Linked DNA regions of Mus musculus: region 2 is linked to region 1. Evidence: chromatin loops called from intact Hi-C (ENCODE). Cell type or tissue: heart. All regions are shown on one strand. Links, peaks and the distances in the headings refer to the core of each region. The heading gives the core; the rest is flanking DNA.

Region 1 (10,144 bases), core at 717-8,716:
AAAATACACAAAATAGAAGCACTAAGCTTTCTAATGCATTCCTCTGTGCCTTGCTTTGTAGACCTTTGCTTTCACAGTCTGTACCATGTGATCCTTAATAGTAGTAGATGCACCAAAAGGTTCCCATCTGCCAGCCACACTATACGGTACCTCACAACTACATTTCACAGCCAGGAAACTAAAGCTCCATGAGGCTTACTCACTTTTCCAAGATGGCATTGCTCGGAAGCAACTGTGGTTCCCCGTGTAGATAGTTTCTCCTCTCGTGTCTAATGTTCTGGGGCTGAGGAGATGGCTTAGTCAGTATGGTTCTTACCACACCAATGTGAGAATCTCACACCAAGGGTGGATCCCCGGAACCCATGTGAAAACTGGGCATCGTCTTGAGTGAGTGTAATCCTTGTGCTCCTTTAGTGAAATAGGTGGGAACAGGAGAATTTGCAGAAACTCACAGGCCAGCAACCCTGTGGAGAACAAGATACCCTTCCTCAAACAAGGTGGCTAGGACATGCACACACACTCATACACAGGCACACACAGTGCCCTGAAAAATGATGACTTCTGAGTTCTTAAACACTGTTATGAACCTTTGGAAGCCAATGGCTGGCAGCACTCAAACAGCTGGTTTGTGTCCCTGACACAAATCTGGTTGCTATGGGATCCATCACATAGGAAAATATTGGTCAGCTCCAGGTGCCTGGGACACCAGACAGGCTTAGGAATTGTGTTGAGCTCCAAGAAAGGAGGCTGGAGAGGTTCGATTCGTGTTGGGGATGTGGAGATTGTTGGGTTTTTACTATTTTCTTGCTTTTTGCTGCTGCTGTTTGTGACAGAGGGTGTTGTGTGGTTTTGTTTCTGTGATACTGGGAATTGAACACAGCACCTCATGCTTATGAGGGCAGGGCCTCAACCACCACACTGCATCGTTAGGCCCCACTTTGTGTTTTGACTGCCACGGAATTTCAAAAGCCAAGTTGCAGAGAGATGAGTCTGAAGATGGCACTAAAGGTTGCCATGAAGGGGAAATACACATCACATTAGAATAGATGAGCATGGTGGCCCTAAAATGGCATATCCGAAGTGGCAGCAGAGCTAAACATTTTAATTGTTAGTCGTTGATTTGAGTCATCTCCATCGTCCAAATTTATTCTCGCTGAAGATGATTGCATCCAGCTCGTGCTTGCTTCCAGTAAGACGGGAAGAACAAAGGGAAACAAATGAAACAGTTTACTTCAGCCTCATGAAAAGTTCTTACACAAGAAGCGAAAAAGCATGGGAAAATATGAGTTTTATTTATTTATTTATTTATTTTAACTTTTTCCTTGAAGTTCCAGCGAAATTACAGCTCATGTGAAGTACGGGTATGTGTATGTGTTTATACAAGGGAGGGCTGTCCCACCAGACAAACTGTAATCAGAGCTTCTGGAAACCGTAGTCACTGCTGAAAATGACTAATAGCATATATAATCTCCTTTCTAAAAGAGCAGTTTATTGGTTTTTTTTTTTTTAGTTGAAAACAATACATTTCACTTTCTCCAAAATGAGGAATATTTCTGGGGATCCCAAATGTCTTCTCATTTTAATTCTTTGCTACTTTGACTCCACCCAATATTCTCCCTGATAATGACAAGCAGCAGAGCACTACCAGGTTCCCTGTTAGCAAACATGGCTGTTTATGTCCCTATGAAAGCAAACTTTACACGTTGTGCTAAATATCTTAAAATATGATATCTAAACATGAACCTACTTTCAAGCTTAAAATAAATGGTCCCATCATAGAATGGTCTACGTTTACAGGATACATGCTAAGGGTTTTGGTTTTTGGTTGGTTTTGTTGTTGGTGGTGGTGGTGGTGGTTTTTTGTTGTTGCTTTTTTAAGACTCAGAATATTTTTGAAAAGTCAAAAGCTACCCATAGGGAATAGAGGTTGCTCAGTGGTTAGAGCACTGGCTGCTTTTCCAGAAGACCTGGGTTCAGTTCCCAGCACCTACAAAGCAGCTCACAGTTACCTATAATTCCAGTTCCTGGGTGTCAGATGCCCTCATATTTCCTCCTCAGACACTGCCTGATGCGCACATGCTACACACAGGCAAAACCCTGATACACAGAAAGTGAAATGAACAAACATAAAAAAGCATCACCGTAAGAAAGAGAATTTAAAAGCAGAACTCTCACAAAACAAATTATTAACCATTTCTCCGTATTTAAATTCACGTCCATTTACGAAAGCTCTTCATGTACAGACGTTCTACAGGAAATATCTGGTTTTAAAAGAGAAAGGTTCGTGTGGCCCAGACATCATAAACAAAAATGCTTTTATTGGACATGAGCTGTGTCCACTACTCCACTGCTGTGGCTTTTCTGCTGTGTGGAGACCACTGAGTGTTAGACCCACACAGAAGGCAGAAAGAGGCTGCGTGAGTGGATCTCTGAGATCTCACGTCCACCCGGCAAGAATTACTTCTTTTTCTTTCCACAGGTAAATGAAAGTTGCCTCTAACATCCTTGGGGTCTCTAAGATCACTCTGAACTAGTAAATAACAGAAAACAAAACACAGAAACCTTAGCTTTAAAAGAACATTTTTGCTTAAGATACAGGGGTGGGAAGGGTCAAAGTTGGATAATCTGATTATGGTCTATTATCAATACCATTTGAAGTCCCTGCTATCTTGATAATCACCGTGGAGCCATGCAGGACTTGGCTAGCAGATAGCTTAGCTTAATTAGGAGTATAGGTGACTGACTGGATTAGCCTCCTGTCCTTTTTACTGATCCACACACTTCCTCTCCCCTGTCCCCAAGTCACAAGAGCTTTGTTTTATTCTCCTGCTGGAAATGCTATGTGCCAGCAACTAAAAACAGCCATAAAAACATGTTTGATCAGCTTGGCTTTGTGGCAGATGGAAGGCTTGAGGCTCAGGCTAGTCTGGGTTTGAATTGTGACACCATCGTTGGTTGTGTGTGTGCTTCCCTACGGCTATGAGGCTCTGATTGCTGTCCCCAAAATGGTGTCAGTAAAGTCAACCACAGAGTATCAGGAGAGCAAGAAGCCACATGAGGGGCTTTGACTAGGTGGCCAGAGCACTCTGTTTTGATGGTCATCAAATGTTCCCTGCCCTCACCTCTATAAATCTTTTAGGGATGTCAGTCCAACAGGAAACCCAGTGGTCTCCTGTAGCGCCTTCTGGGAACCTGCCACGACCTTTGGAAAATGTTGCTTAGTGATTCTACTTTCTCTCCTCATTTTTGCCAACAAGAAGTTCTATTTTTAGCAGAGTTTGGTAAACCCTTCCTTATAGATGTCCTTTCTCCACATCTTATTCTATGTGATTTAATTACCAGTTAATGCATTAATGCATATGTGTGTATGTGTATACATATAGAAGTTATATTAGAAACTTTTCTGTATTTTTATCTGTTATGTACAGTCTAGCTCCTTCAGAAGAATTTGGAAAAGTTCATAGTTATAGACAAAGACTGGAAACAAAAAATACTTGTTTCAAGTATCAACATCCTAATGCAAGACCTAGGTCGCCTCTTTTAACCTCCCTGATCCTTGGTCTCTTCCTCCTCCTGATGGAGGTGGTTAAATGAGCATTCTACATAATATGTTGGGCATCATGCCACAACTGAAATACCAACAGTAGCCACATAGATTTCTTTTAGCAGAATATTTGAACAGTTTATAGGAAGAAATTTTTGTTTAAAAGAATAATCACAGAAACTTTGTGAGCCTTATAAACCTTTCTCAAATGGAGTATGTTAAAGAGGACATTCCAGAATATGCCTTTTTGGAAAAGGGCAACATCTCAACAAATAAAGGAAGAGAGAACATTATGTTGTCAGGATATATTGTTAGCTCCCAAATAGCCTATTCCCTGTTTAGTAACTACCACAATTATTGTAAGTGTTTATATCCGGTCGAACCATAAAGTACCTTTGCGTGCTGTAAAACTTTTTCCTTTTCTGAGACAACTCAGGTGCAGTGTAGCCCTGTGTGCCTGCCATTGGTCAAGTGCAGTGGGAACAGAATAAACAGATAATGGGGGTCACAGATGCCTGCAAGTCAACTTCAGAGAAAGCCAGCCAAGGCCACAAGCACCTAGGCCTGTTTGCATGGCTGATTTGTCCAAGGCTATTTACTTACCTAGACACCCTAAGGTCTGTCTTAGAGTAACAGAATGACCTTTAAAGACACGACTTTACTCAGGGCCCACGTTCCGGCATCATGCCTTTATGCTTGCTTCTGTTAGAACTGGATCACAAAACAGGGAGCAATTAGAAATGTTACACTTCATCCCCAAATTGAGAAAGAATGCATCGGAGCTGGCCCTAGGGACCAAGAGGCAGCAGCTGAGCCTGCGGTTTTGTGGAGATTCTTAGCCTGCTATGTCAGAGACCACACTATGAAGTCATGTCAACCGCTGGGATCAAGGCTCATCAACAAAGCTTTCCGAGCAATGCAAGAGTCAGATAAACCTCAGCATTCCATGCTATTCCCTGGCACTCTCGGGGGGTTTTCCTTCATCTAGTTGGCGTAGGTGTGGCCATTGTCTACCCTCAGGCAGCCATGACAGAAGGACAAGGCTTATCTTCTCTGGAGTCTGTGACATTATCCCAGTGGCATGGGTGTCTCTGATTATATGTACTACATCAGAGTTTCATTTCCCAAATCACAAGATTCTCAGCCCTCTGCAAAGACTTTCGGAGCGCCTTCCTCTTCCCGGTAAGGCTCGATGTTGGGAAGGGTCAGGTTTTGCAGACAGTCACACAGCTGGCAAGCTGCTCTTTGGAGTCACTTCATTAGACCCCTCTCAACTCACCCCTGAAATAATAACCTGCCTTATCAAAGCCCTGCACTCTAGAAGGTCTTGTTCCCCTTCATCTTCTGACCTTATAAACTATAGACTGCGAGCAATAAAATCATTTTTAAAAAGTAGATTTAAATCATCTTAAAGTCACTCTTCTTGTGACCTTTAGCAGCTGTATCACCAAAGCTTTCCCAAGAAACGAACACTTAAAAAGATGAAAAGGTGGATATAATTTCTGACCTATTTTTGCTTTAGGAGCAATTCATGATGTGATCAAATATACCTTGCAAATTGTTTACAAATTTCCAAAGCTTTTTTTTTTTTTTATTTGAAATTTGCGTAATGCAGAGCATCGGAATGAAACTGAAGGTTTTGCTTCTGCTTTTGCTTTGATTAAACACTTCTTTCTGCATGGTTATATCAAGCATAGCAGGACCATCCCAGACCCACGTCCTTCACCGCTAGTCCATCACGGTGGCCAAGAGCTGCATGCTTAAAAACATTGGCCTTTTGGCTTTCATAGTTCATCTTTGTAATACATTTTATGCAAACCGCATTCTGGTTATTAAAAAAAAAAAATCCCAAGCTGGGACTCACTGCCCAGGATAGAACTTTAGCCAAAGAGGAATTCCTTAGCTTCACATATCACAGTATAGCTTACACAACAGGAAGCTTGTTTTCATCCTAAGGAGCACTGGGAAGCCAGATTCTAAAATAACAAAAAAGAAAAAAAAAAAATCTAGGGTCAGGTGCGGTCTGCCATTTTTACAATAACATTAAAAGGCTGGTTTCAGTCAGGTTTGTCACTTGCCTACTTCTCACTTGCCAAACCCCAGGGCACCGAGCATAGGCCAAACCAGGGTGAGCAGAGCAGCCAGCATCCTGAAACCAGGAGGGTTCAACTCCAGAAGGACGGCAGAGGTTCTGACTTTAAAAGCATCTAAACAATGCCTAAATATTTAGTACCTGATATTGCCTTAAGTATTTACCTAAAATAAGTAACACTTTTTATTTCTATTTCATTTATTTTTGCCTTGAGAAATAGCTAGAACGCAAATTTGTTTGTTTGTTTGTTTGTTTGTTTGTGAGATACAAGGTCTTACTATGTAGCCCTAATCGCTTAAAACTCACTCTGTAGACCAGGCTAGCCTAGAATTCACAGAGGTCCTCCTGCTTCTACCTCCCCAGTGCTGAGACTAAAGGCGTGCACAACTACTGCCTGGCCAAGTACCAGTATTTTTAAAGATGAGCTTACTCTGGAACCTCCTGCTTAGGTACTCTGTACCTGCTATTAATGTGGTATGTGACTCTTCCTTATGGTTTTGTGCTACATCAAGCTCCTTGCCCATGACAGTTAAATTTTTTAGAAAAGAAAATTCGAAGAAATAGAACCTGTTTAAATGCCATAAGAGAAGCAGGAATACAAGACCTGAGAATCTTTGCCTCATACCTGACAGACTCTGCCTGTCCCAATAAAAAGGAATAATTTAAAAAGAAATATCAAGTAGTGCTGTGAATCTTCAGCCTAGAACTTGAATTTAGACTGAAAATAAATGCAGGCATACAGAGGCTTTTGCAGGAGTTTTATCAAGGGAAAGCCCCTCGTAGTTGTCATTTTCATGGACTGATGGTCGGACAGGCACAAGAGCTTTCCTCGTGGGTAGACTGGGGTCAGGAACACAGAGCCACCTGGCTGGGAGCCCCTTAGGGGATTTGCCCTTCAAGTCTTGAAAACCCCCAGTTGCCTTTTAAATGCACTTAATTCTCTAAAACTAAACAGCGCTAAAAGAAACCTCTTAGGTCAACTGAAATAGTCGTTTAAAGGGGAAAAATTGAATCCTTTTCAAAAGCAGCCGTTACACAATCTAGCTTGGTGTGGTGCCTGCTGAAAGTTGGGTGGCTTCCATGGAAACAGAAATGAACACAAGAGACAAAAGAGTTTTTGAGTAATTTTTAGAGTGAGGGTGTGTGTGTGTGTGTGTGTGTGTGTGTGTGTGTGTGTGTGTGTGTGTAAAAATAGTACCCAGGAATTTTCTCCAGAACTAACTAACTACTCATTTTTTATTTTTAAGTGTGTATTCTATATAATGCTGGCTATACCTCTACAGTTTTCCAGACATAGGGTGGCCACTGGGGATTCAAACATCCAATGAGGCAGAGTTTTCTGTGCTTAATGTGCTTGTTATCTCTAACGACTACAAATGTGTCTTCCACTCACCCTGGAGGCGGGAAAGTCTTTACATCTGGATACACTAAGCGCTTGCCACCTCCACAAGCAACCTCTGAGGTCTCTGGCACATCTGGGAATCACTGGCAGGTGGAAATCACTGGCCAAGTCACCGATAAGTCTTTGGTGAATTCCCTCTCATATCCTAACCTCAAAAGATTCCAGGAACCCACAGTGGGCTCTGTGTTTATTAGCCTACAGTTGTTGAAAGGCCATTCTGTTTCTGTTGCAATATTCATTAAACTTGTATTTAATGTTGTTCTTACAAAGAGAAGTTTAGCAGCAAGTCTGAAAGACAGGAAGTGACTCAGTGGCCCACGAGTCAGGTGTGGGTAGTAAGGGGTGAGCTACAGGTCTGAAAAAAGTGTCCCCATAGGGGAGAAAACAGGATTGGAATGTCAGCAACTGGTGATGTCAGTTCCAGGATGACCCAAACTGCCATCTCAGAAGCTGCCGGGAAACAGGGAGCCCCTTGTACACCCTAAGAGAAAAGCTGAAGTGGCTTCTTGGGAAGGTTCTGACAAAAGCCACCGATAGTTAGGTGGACTCTGGCTTTCGCTAATAGAAGCCATCATGCCAGGGATGAATTTTTTAAAATCTACAATGTGGTAAACCTGAGAGAGTGTGTGTTCTTTTTATTCTTCATTTAGAATATTCTAAACTGGCTGGTGCTGTGATCATTTTATGAAAGAAGTGCCATTATGGAATACACAATAATATATAGCTTAGAATGTAAATGGAAACCACACTTGCCAAAGAAGAGGAGCTTTGTAACATTTAAGAGGTCATATGCATTCTGGAAGCAGAGACAGGAGGATTGCAAGTTTGAGCTGCATAATGAATTCAAGGCCAGCCTGGGCTTCACAGCAAGCCCCTGCTTCAAAAATACCAAAGTTAAATTAAATTTAAAAACAAGAGAATTCATGGACGGCTAAAGGCCTGCATTATGCCTTTGTACCCAGGAGGTGGAGGTCTCTTAAAAACCTCATCTTGGCTACACTTAGCTGTAGAAAGTGTTGTCTTTGGTTTGCCTATCTGGCCAGAGCTTCATACGTGATAGGCAAGGATTTTGCCAACAAGCTACATGCCCAGCCACATGGAACATTTTCAACCTGTGTTTATAATCTTCAAGGGTGTGTAAGAAAAGATCTGGAATTTTCCAACAGAAGCTAATAGGCCGTTGGTACTTAAGAATGATTCGTAAGCTACATCTTTAGGGATGGCGAGTTTCATCCCCTTCTGAAGACTCTGTTGGTAATGAGGGTCAGTGGGACACGCTCTGCCTTATACTTCCGTCCCCTTGAGGGGTTTGCTTCATCGGACAGCACATGCTTCTTTCCACTCCAAACAGAATCTTCCTTCTGGAGGCTCTGATGAAAATTCTTGATGTTTCTTTTTAATGTGAATGAAAACAATGGGGAGAGGAAGTGTGGAGGATTGGAATCTCCGCAGAGGCCCCGCAGGTCACTAGGGACCAGTGAGGTTCCTTTCTGCTCTCGGTGGTGGCCGGAAGTGGGAAAGCGGGCGATCATCTGTTCCCAGCTATGTCTGTCTGTGCCACCACGCTGGAAGCTTCCTCAGCCTTCGCGAAAGAAAACATTAATCAAGCCCCTTTGAGGTGCTTAGCACTGGGCTGACGCAGAGGCTGCGGGCTGTGGAGGGAACGGGAGAGTGGAATAAACCAAAACTTCTAGGGCTGGGGTAAGTGCGGGTAGGACACGGGAAGTTGAGGGAGGGAAGCCTGAGCCTTGGGTGGCAGGATTACAGAATTGTAACGCCACGAGCTAAAAATTAAGGAGGTAGAGGAGTTAAACGAGTGAGAATTGGCTGGTTAGATGAAGTGTGACAGTGTCATCCTGGATGGGCTGTGACATCCAGTGGATGATGGAGGTGGGGTTGGGGCAGTTCAGGAAACCCCTGGTAGTTTGGCACCCGTCCTAGGCGCTCTCTGGAATTGGGAAGCACAGAGAGACCTCCTGAGACCTGTACCCAGGACTTCCATGATGGTCCAGGGAGTGTGCATTTTCACTTTGGAGATTCGAGAACCACAGATAACAAACAAGAGAGCATGATTCGGGCTGCCTCTGCAGTCATCACCTTGCATGAGATCAGTTGCTTTCTTGAGTAAAATGCACTTGAGGCATCCTGCGTCCTGCGTCCTGTGCATCATGGAAATGTGTTCAAGAATGTCTTTGTGTGCAAGCCAACACTTTTATGTTGCTGAGCAGAGATTCTGCTTTCGTCCTGTGATCTTATGCCTGGCTACCCTCTGCTCTCCCTGGACCGTGTGTGTGTGTGTGTGTGTGTGTGTGTGTGTGTGTGTGTGTGTGTTGCTTTATTAGAGCCGAGCCTTTGGGTCCCACTGTGGCATCAGAGGCCATGTGGTACAGAGAGGGGCAGTTATAAAAGAATGAATAAACAGGCCTGTCTAAAGTGAGAAATTTTCTCCTTTGAGCTGCATGTGAGCTTCTTCAGCGAGGCGGAGTGCTCAGGGGGCTTTAGAAACTGCAGAATCATACATCTCCCTAGGGCGTCATTTTCTTCACACTTGAAGGGGATCTTTTGGTTTAAAAAAAAAAAAAGTATGAGCACACTGCATTCTAACTACATATAGAAAAATGTAAAATTCATTGAGGGTACGTTTTCTCTCTGCTGTATATTGATAGGGGAAGAACACAAGATTCATTTCAAGGAAGAATGTCTTTAGGAATTTATTTATTTACTTATTTATTATGCGCATTGGTGTTTTGACTGTACATCTATCTGTCTGTGTGTGAGAGGGTGTCACATTCTCTGGAACTGGAGTTGCGTACAGCTGCCATGTGGATATTGGGATTGAACCTGAGTCCTTTGGAAGAGCAGCCAATGTTCTCAACCATTGAGCCATCTCTCCAGCCCAGGCTTCAGGTTTTTAAATGAGTGTCAATATAAACAACTCATTCTATTCTACAACTGTAAAAACAACAACAACAACAAAATCACATCCCTGTGCCCAAGCCAGGATTGCAATGTAAACTAACTGCTCATCCTTTCTGTAGGCTCCTCCACCTCATAGCTCTCTGAAAGGTATGCATAATGGGATATATGTTTGCAGATAGGGAAACTG
Region 2 (10,144 bases), core at 732-8,731, 89 kb after region 1:
CTGTGATAAAAACCATGACCAGCAGCGGTTTGCATAAGAAAGGGTGCTCTGACTCACACTTCCACATTGTAGTCTATCATCAAGGAAAGTCAGGGCATCAATCTAGATTCAGGGAATGAAACAGAAGCCAAGGAGAAGAAAGCACTGTTCACAGGCTTGCTCCTCCTGGCTTGCTCCTTATGGCATGCTCATGGGTGGCAATGCCCACAGTGGGCTGAGCCATCCCACATCAATCACTAATCAAGACAATGTCCCTGCCTGTTAGCATTTTGTCTAAACTCCTCCCCACAGTTACCTGGCAACAGCCAGGTAGGCCTGACCCCACTATAAAAGGAGCTGCTTGCTCCCTCCTCCCTCTTTTGCTCTCTTATTCTCTTGCTCTTCCTCTCTCTTCCCATTCCCTTCCCCCGACCCTCTCTCCACATGCTCATGGCCATGGCTGGCCTCTACTTCTCTACTCTCTGTCTCTCTGCCTTTCTCTGCCTCTACTGCCCTTATAATTCCCCTCCCTATGCTCTGAATAAACTCTATTCTATACTATACCATAGTGTGGCTGGTCCCTCAGGGGGAAGAGATGTCTTAGCATGGGCCTGCTGAGACATCACCTTCCCCCATACTTCACCACACATCCCATATTCTTTCTCTATCTTTTTATAAGCACATCACTACAGACTTGTCCATCTGAAGGAGGCATATTCTCAACGGAGTTTCCCTGTTGCCAGATGACCCTAGCTTATGGAAAGTTGAAAACAGTAAAGCATAAGATGGAATAAGATGAAATCTAACCAGCACACAGTCTAATGAGAAGATGGCCAAGAAGCAATAAAAGTAGTTAATGAGATTAAAAAAAAAAAAAAAAACAGAAGAAAGAAACAGACAGTGGGAAGTTTCGCAGTTACAGACAGACAAGCAGGAGAAGGCTGTGGCAGAGACCTCTTTGGCATCATGTCTGCTACCTCAGTCTTCATCCTTTATTATACTAGAATTGCTAATATGACACGAATAGGAGCTGCCATTTAATCTGTACACTGAGTACCCATGCCTTATGTGTATGGGGGCGGTGCAGCGGCTTAGGGAACCGGCTGCTCTGAAAACTGCCCTTGCCGATGCCAGATGGCTGCATTTTCCAGCCAATTAGAGAGCTGCCTAGGTCGTGCATATGTTAGGAGCCTGCCTGCCCCAGACCCTAACACTTAATTATTCTGCCTAATGACCAAGGAGCAATCTTTATTTCAGGAGCTAAAACCTCTCAGACCTCTGCAGATGCTTTGGGGGTTCAGACACATTTCCCACTGGTCAGCCTTGATGTTTTCATCTCTTACCTGAACCACTGACAACTTCTGCCTGAGGTAGTGCATGTTACTGGGGTTGCCTCTGGGGTTCCTATTCTCATTAATAAAATAGCTTAAGAATGGGTTCAGAAGTAAGCTCAAAACAATTTAATTAGAATGAAAGCAAAAACAAAAACACTCTAGTCAAGCTGCAAATCTTGGCATAGCCCGAAGAGATCTGGAGAGAGAGAGACAGAAAGACAGACAGACAGACAGAACATTTTGCTGAGTTAGTATTCAGACAGGCCCTAGCTCATCAGAAACATAGCAGTTCTGAAAGCAGCCCACTGAGGCCAAGCTTTCTGGAAAAGAAGGATACACTATCCATACAAAGGGATAATTATTCCTCCTACCATTTTAGCAAAGCCCAATTAAGGTGTATCCGCTTTTCCAAGCAACAGTTTAGACCAGGTAACTGGCTGGCCCAGCTGGATTAACTCTTCAGAGAGAAGACAATAATATGACAAGACTCAACCTGTTGGGACAAGGGAAGGGACAACACAAGGGACAGAATTAACATTTGCTCACAGAGAGCCCCTCTCCCCAAACCCGGCCTTAGGGGGCCTGCTCACAGCCTGCCCTGCCTTGCTCTGATGTCTTGCAATGTCAGTAGTTACCAGCAGTTGGAAGGAAGGGATCCTAAGGAACCCAAGGCCACAGTGGATCTCAGGCCCAAATTCACTCAGTCTTCAGAATATGATGAGGCCATGAGTGAAGCCCGAGAGACACCAGTTCACCTTTAAAGAAGACTGGGTTTCACCAATTTATCAGAGGGGTGTGGTTCACCTGATGGAGATAATCACACAATGAGCCTGCATTGACTCATTTCCCAGGTTATCTAAATCTGGGTTATCTCACAGGAAACAGCACCACACTGTTTCCTACAGGCATACAGAAGAGCCAGCCCCTGCATGGGCCCTGGGAAGCCGGCGGTACTCAGGGCCTGCCTGCCTACCTTCCCTCCCTCCCTAGGTTCTCCCAAGGCTGGACAGGTTTGTCTCAGGTGCCCTTGCTCTACTTTGCTCTCTGTTGCTACAATGAACACTGTTACCGAAAAGCAACTTAAGGAGAAAGGGGTGTCCACCATCAAGGGAAGCCAAGGCAGGAACTTGGAAGCAGAAAACATGGAGGGAGGAACTAGGCTTACTGGCTTGCTCAGACAGCCAAGGGCCACCTGCCCAGGGATAGGACCTTCCTCAGGGAACTGGGCCCTCCAAACATCAACTAGTAATCAAGAAAATGCCCCACAAATGTGCCCATGAGCCAATCTGAGAGAGGCTGCTCTTTCCTGGTTCCCAGGAGTGACAGGTGGATGACCAAGAGCAGCCATCAGTCCCTCTGCTGTGTGGTGCTTTTCCCGACCCTATATCAGCACCAATCAGCCCACCTGTGGAAGACCTGACTGAGCTGCTCCACCACATATTTGCATAACTAAGCCTTTTATCTCTTTGCCGGGAATCTGAAGCTTCATCTCCTGCTACTTGGATTTCTGGCATCTGCAGCTATTTTCAGGATGAAGAGAAACCTGAAATTATGCCACAGCATAAAAAGGCCTTAACCTGAAGAGCGACCTCACTTTGTCATCAATAATGTTTGGGATGGATAGGGCTGTTTCTGTACCCCTACTCTACCACACCCCACAACTCCTACTTTCCTGCGGGCCTGGAAGATGTACTTTTCTAGAACATTCCAGGACAAGAGAGTTTTGCCTTGATATCAGAACACTTGCTGGCAGCCTCCTCCCACATGACCCCTACTTCATTTATTAAGTTTGTCATCCCTATAAGGACCTGGTAGAAATAACCTATGGAGAGGGAGAATTTTTATTTTTGGTTCAAAAGTTTCAGCCATTCACCTCAGGGTGGAAGCAGAGCAGGAGGAAGAGGGCAGAATTAGAAGCAACTGAAGGGCACTCCCCAGCTTCCGCCATTTCAATGATTGTCTTAGTCAGGGTTTCTATTCCAATCATGACCAAGAAGCAAGTTGGGGAGGAAAGGGTTTATTCAGCTTACTCTTCCACATTGCTGTTCATCACCAAGGAAGTCAGGGCTGGAACTCAAGCAGGTCAGGAAGCAGGAGCTGATGCAGAAGCCACGGAGGGATGTTCTTTACTGGCTTGCTTCCCCTGGCTTGCTCAGCCTGCTCTCTTATATAACCCAGGACTACCAGCCCAGAGATGGTCCCACCCACAAGGGGCCTTTCCCACTTGATCACTAATTGAGAAAATGCCTTACAATTGGATATCATGGAGGCATTTCCTCAACTGAAGCTCCTTTCTCTGTGATAACTCCAGCTGTGTCAAGTTGACACAAAACTAGCCAGTACACTGATCCTCAACAGTCCACTCAAACATGGACTGTGAACTAAATTAAACTGTCCATGCATGAGGCCTGAGTCCTGGAAGCACACACAGGGACACCCAGAGGTGCCCTCAGTAATCTAGTAGGTATTTCTCAGTCCCGTCAAGGTGACAACTATGATTAACTACAAAAACAGCTCAAGGCTGCCAAATCTCACCTTTGCACTTAGGAGAACCCAGAAGCCTTTGATTGTGGGAAGTCCTACCCTTGTTAAGAACTTGCTGAGTCTGCTTTGTCTCCGTCTTATAAAACACAATTTTGTCAAGTTGGTGTTTTTGTTTTTAACCAGAGGAAGACCAAGGTGTTGGCATTCTGTCTGGATTCCACCCCCACAGTTACCTGGCAACAGCCAGGTAGGCCTGGCCCACTATAAAAGGGGCTGCTTGGCCCCTCCTCTCTCTCTCTCTCTTACTCTTGCCTCTCTCTTTTGCCTCTTGCCTTCTTGTTCCCCATCTCTCTCTATTCCCTTTCCCCCCACCCACTCTCCACGTGTTCATGCTGGTTTCTACTTCTCTACTCTCTCCCTCTCTCTGCCTTTCTCTGCCTCTATTACCCTCATAACTCCCCTCCCCGTGCCCTGAATAAACTCTATTCTATACTATACCGTTGTGTGGCTGGTCCCTCATGGGGAAGGGATGCCTTGGCATGGGCCCCGCTGAGGCCCCCCCTCCCCCCATACCTCACCACACCTCCACAGATTATATCTTAATATTTCTTTATCTTTTTATAATCACAACACAAGGACCTGACTATTTCTCATGCCAGTAGGACTCTCAATTCCACAGCAACTTGGAAATGGCAGCTTCCTGCTATCCATCAGTTTTGAGGAGTTTTGGGATAAACCCAGCAGTGTTTATACCCAGCATCGGATTCAAGGAATAGAAATATCCAACTAGCTCTGCAGCTTCTCAAAGGTCTGAGGGAGCCAGCGGCAAGGGAACTGCTTAGAGGGACTGAGATACTGTTATGATTTTCCCCGTGAATCCCAAGGTCTAGCTGGTCCAGTTTTGGTGAACTAGATCCAATTCTGGGCTCAGCTTGATGCAAAACAGACACCCAGCGGGGAACTTGGACAGACTCTGGCTCAGGAGGGATTTTAAACAGCAGCTCACTCAGCGGGGCTCCAGCTCTGTGGAGCTCGCTAGGAAGGGGTGGAGGGGCCTGCTTTCCCAGGGAAGACAGAAGAACAAGCTGTAATTCCGGTTCAAGGATTTGGGAGCGTAAAACAAACAGCGTCTCCAGTTCCCACATTCCAAAGTCAAGATGTTATGCAGAGATTGAAAATAGGTTGTTCAAGGTGACACTTCAGGCTCTGCGACTGCGGACGAGCCTCTAGAGCTAAAAGTTGTCATCTCTCCTTGAAAATGGGCACAATTGCATGAGGCTTTGCTGTGCGAGCACATTACAGACGTGCCAAATCCATTGATTTCCATGTCCGTGTAATTTCAACATACACATCATTTATGCATTAGACCAATACTACTCCCATTGTGTTTTAAAGAATAAAATAAGGCACAGAAAAACTCTCCTGAAATTACCTACCCAGGACAGAAAACCCTGGCAATTGAATCTCTGTTCTCCTGGCTCTTTGAGGAGGAGGCTGCTCTCCACAGAGTAGCCATGACAACCATACAGAGTAGATTTCTTGGGGTTTTCTGCTGAGACAGGAGCTGGAGTCTTCCACAGAACATGTTAAGTATAATTAGCAGATAATCTCCATAATGAAGACACTGCAGACTGAGACCTGCAAGCTTCCTGATGAATTCAGGATTTACAAAGGGATGGGGAGGAGAAACTACTCATTATGTACCTGAGCCTGCAGACCTGTAAATTCTGAGGTATACCCCACTGAGACACACACACACACCTCCAGGTTCTCACCCAGTGACATGTCTGGGTGCAGCTAGTCCAAAAATTGAGACTTGGGGTGAGAGCCCTGGATTTTTTCCATAGTTCTCAGTCCTTTGAAAAGGTGTCAATTACAATGCACTTGGGCTTCCAATTGCTCCCACATAGTTGACCAATCCTTGGTACAAGGGATTGATAAAGAGGCAACTGAGAATTCAGCATTTCTGGGTCTCCAGCTGCATCTTGCTTCTTCGAAACAAGATGAAAGGCTAAGAACACATTCAAAGGTGGCCACACATGGTCATGGAAGAATTTCAGCCCAGAATGTGCCACAGAGAACGGGCCGACATTGAAAACAATAATACAAGGAATTTTCAAAAACATATGTAGTAAAAAATAAAGAGGAGAGAGAGACCAGCTCTGCCTGATCATGTCAATGGGAAACAGAGGAAAGACAAACAATTCTTCCTTGTATGAACTATGACCATCTCCATCTTGAAATTCTTTGAAATTCCTGTGCTGCTGTGACAAGTGCAGGCTCCCACGTTCCCCACGATGAGTTAGGCAGGACCTGGCTGGAGAAAGTGAAGTCATCGGCCCAGAATTTGTGTCATGTCCTGGACTCTTCAGAGTCCTCCACGAAGGCTCCTGGCCTGGGCCTTCCTTACAAAGACTGTCAGCAGTGAGGCCCAAGAGTGACTGTGTGGGCGGAATTAAATTTCTGGTAGATTCTCAGCTGTGAAGCTGCAAAGTAATTCATTCCTGCTTCAAGCTTTTAAGCAATGGCCAAAGTAATTTCCAAAGTCTCAGCTATTTTATGTTCCTGCCAGCAAAGCCTGAGGACTCCAGTGTCTCGCTACCCTCTTGCACGGTGACATCTCCCATTGCCACCTTTGAAGGATGCCCACTCTAGTGGGTATGGATTGTTATTTCAATATCATGCACTGCTGTTTTAAAATAAAATCCCTGCCATTCGATTTTTACCAGTGAAGACTCAGAAGACAGATGCTGGGGTGAAAACCTGCCAATGCAGAGAGGCAGAAAGAGCACACACACACACGCACGCATGCACACAAACATATACACACACGCATGCACACACACACAGGCTGACCTTCCTACTCCACTGACATTCAGAAGGAAAAAGCCCCCTGTCCTACTTCACGATGTGAAGCACCCTTCACCTCGAAGACCCTTCTCTCTCTTTCCTTATGTTCATTCCCCCTCAGCTGGTTGCTTGCTCTACCTTGTGGCCTATCCTTGGCTACCTTTTGTTCTTGCTTGCTGAAAGCTCTTGGGTTAAAGGTGTGTGTTAGGGCTCAGCTACACCACAATAAGTAACAGGGTTTTTTTTTTTTGTTTGTTTTTGTTTTTCCCCAGTTCACAATCTCTGGGTTTACAATGTGATCAAATATCCTGCAAAAATGTGCATCTTTAATTTTTAAAAAATATTTATTTAATGCTAGGCAGTGGTATCGCACGCCTTTAATCCCAGCACTTGGGAGGCAGAGGCAGGCGGATTTCTGAGTTCAAGACCAGCCTGGTCTACAGAGTGAGTTCCAGGACAGCCAGGGCTACACAGAGAAACCCTGTCTCGGAAAAAAAAAAAAATTAATGTGTATGTATATGCTTGTCTGAGTACTATGTGTGTGTGGGTACATTTTAAAAGCAGTTAAGTGTTTAACAGTTCACTGTTTTAGATTTCTAGAAGGCCAAGGCCATTGGAAGGGCTGTATGAAGCAGTGCTCGGTGACATATAAAGTGATCCCGACCTTGTCCCGCTTCTCAGGACCATCTTCCTCGCTAAGCTCTTCCTACCCTAGTGAAGGAAGAGGAACGTGCACGATGACAACCAATTTCCTCTCCAACTGACGAGGGCGGGGAAAATTTCAACACAGGCAACAAGAGAGTCACAACAGGGGCCAAGCAGGAAGACGCTGCCGCTTTAACGCGCAGGATAGCTGGAAGCCGGTTCTGTAAACCACGGAGATGCACAGCAGCAGTCCCAGAGCAGAGGGGTAAGACAGCTGGGGTGAAGGCTGGGAAAGAAAATGGCTCCCATCTCCAAGTCCTCTCTGAGGAACAACAGGAAGCATGAAGCATCCCTCTCTCCCACCTCACCTAACTCTGCTCTGTCTGTACAGCAACCCTCTGGGAATGTTTTCCTCCCAGACAGGCAAGGAGAGTGTACAATCCACTACTGTTTTCACCTCACCTCTGGCACACACGCGCACGCATGCATGCTCGATCCATGAATAGGGCTTCTGGGTTACTGAGAGCATTGCTTCCTCCAACGCTTTTCTGAGCCCCTGAGTAAACACCGATTGGGTCAGCAGGACCACAGGAAGGCCATGCGACCATTTTCAACTATAGTGGAAATTTGCAAGACCACACATGGTCGACAAGCCCCACCCGAAGTCCTCAAGGGTCAGCATCCAAGGGCACAAGGCCTCCTGACTCACTGTGACACACTACCAAACTCACACTCCAGCTGTCTCCAAAGAGCTTGTGCTCCGAGTGTCATTGTGCAAATTAAAATCAAGATAGCTGCTCTGATCGGTGCATTAACACCTCTGAAATTTACATTAAGGAAGGTCACACAAAGCAACGAAATTCACCAGGGAGCCTTCCCTCGTTATTGTTTAATGTGGCCATTCTAAAAATTACTTCCCCATAATCACCCACCTCTGCAGGAACAGAGCTGTTCTTGGCAGCATGCTAAGTACAGTTTCTGAGCAGCCAGAAACCTCACAAAAACCTGGTGTGTGTGTGTGTGTGTGTTCTTTTCAAAGAACAAGCTATAAGAGATATGTTCTCAAAGATTCTCTCAGGAGGCAAATGGAGTGAATTCCAAGACCAATCTGACCAATTTATCTTTGAAAGGAGTCATTCTAAGGAGGTGCTTGTCTTAAGGGTGAGTTAACATAAGCTGTTATCAATAAAGATAAATTATCAACAAAGAGAAGAAGTGATTTATCAATAAAGAGAGCAGATAGGTCCTAAGACATTTTTAGGAGAAAAAAAAGTATTATTTTTATTTCACATATATGAGGGATGCAGGGATCCACAGAGGCCAAAAGAGGGCATCAGATTCCCTGGAGCTTGAGTTACAGGTGTGTAGGTGTGTGTGTGTGTGTGTGTGTGTGTGTGTGTGCGCGCGCGCGCGCACGCACGTGCATGCTAGGAACCAAGCCAGGCCCTCTGCAATAGCAATGAAGCACTCTAGCTACTGAGCTATCTCTCCAGTCCCTCCTAAGACGTTTATTAACGAAAACAGAAGTGGACCTTGCGAGGAGGAAATGGCCTCACAGGAGAAAAGTGAGAGGACAGAAGGTGGCTGGAAAGCTGTGTTTGAAGCAGCCTGCAGGAGGAGGCCAACTCCACCACAAGCATGCCCTAGCCCCCAAGTGGGGAGCAGGACTCAATAGAGTTTTAAAGACTTGGTCCCACTCTTTCTGATGGCACAGATTCCTATTGCTCCTAGTGTGTCAAATCTGGAGGAGGTGAGAAAATTGTAGCTACACAAGATCACTTTTTATTTTCAGGGAATGGAAATATTTTAAAAATCTAGAGGTGGTAAAATAGCTCGCTGTTACATTAAACTGCCAAGTTCAGCAAAATGGCCACATAATGTTCTCTTTCTTTCCGTGACAAGAACGGAGACTGACAAATGGTGCCATAAAGAAACTCAGAGCACCTGTGTTTACTTAATAGGTTGGGAAAATGGAAAGAAGAAGAACACCCCCCCCCCCCACACACACACACTCCCAGCATGCTGGGTGGGAAATAATTGCTGACAGGTGAGTAACAGCTACAAGAACAATGGAAGTGAAAGCTTGCCTAGGACAGCTAGTGCTTTATTTTTTATATTCCAAGAAGAGAATGTAAATGAAGGTCACAGCACGCGTGCTGGCTTTTCCAAGAATTTGTTTCCCTATCTCCCTCCCTCCCCCCTCTCTTTCCCCCTCCCTCTCTCTCCCTCTCTCTCTCTCTCTCTCTCTCTCTCTTTCCCTCTCTTCTCTCCCTCCCCTTCTTCCTCTCTTCCTCCCTTTCTCCCCCTTCCACCACCCCCACCTCTGTTCACCCCTGCTTTTGTGTGACAAAACTTTTCCTAGAGAAGACACAACACACATCTACTCAGCCCAGATAGAGAACCCACGACAGACCAAAGTGCAGTCACTGTCAAAGTCCAACTTGGTGAACCAACATGTTGTACTGGGGTTCCTGACAGAATTATGGGTAAGGGGTTATTTACAGGAGCCGAAATGACTCAGGTAGCATCGCCAAGGTCCTCCTGAGCATGAGTGACACAAAAGCTGGGAACCTGGAGCACACTGCACCGCCTGCAGGCAGCTCAACAGGTTGGAAAGTGATCTCTCCTGGTACCTCAGCTAGTCTAAACCTCTTCCAGGCTGCTCAGCTGGCTTTGGGTTCTTCCACGCAGCTGGTCTGGTCTCAAAGTCTTTCTGCTACTTTGTTTCTCAATCTTCTTTGTGTCTTGGCTTGTCTGCAGTCTTTTCAGCAGTTCTAGTTGACTAGTCTTAGAGGGACCTTTAGCTTTCATTGCATCCTCTGGCAGGGAGGAACCTAGTGAATCTGGCCAGT

The links. A loop is a pair of places that touch in the nucleus more often than their neighbours do. Peaks named below come from ENCODE experiments on the same cell type or tissue, not always from the same donor. Only the 100,000 strongest peaks of a DNase experiment are listed, where the experiment ranks them.
Region 2: it touches region 1 in a loop (2.0-fold over the local background); 2 of 42 quality-filtered maps call a loop at or near these places.

What each region holds. Positions count from the first base shown.
Region 1 is chr5:151,107,160-151,117,303 of GRCm38, reverse strand. The region is part of intron 1 of Stard13 (StAR-related lipid transfer (START) domain containing 13); the gene reads left to right. Among named protein-coding and RNA genes, the nearest start is that of Stard13, 78 kb to the left of the region's middle. In heart, for the core only: no CTCF peak of the experiment used is centred there; DNase peaks (open chromatin) are centred at 4,363, 6,623 and 8,553; H3K4me3 peaks cover 251 bases; H3K27ac peaks cover 269 bases.
Region 2 is chr5:151,018,317-151,028,460 of GRCm38, reverse strand. No RefSeq gene overlaps it. Among named protein-coding and RNA genes, the nearest start is that of Kl, 71 kb to the right of the region's middle. In heart, for the core only: no CTCF peak of the experiment used is centred there; DNase peaks (open chromatin) are centred at 4,780 and 7,450; H3K4me3 peaks cover 586 bases; H3K27ac peaks cover 1,197 bases.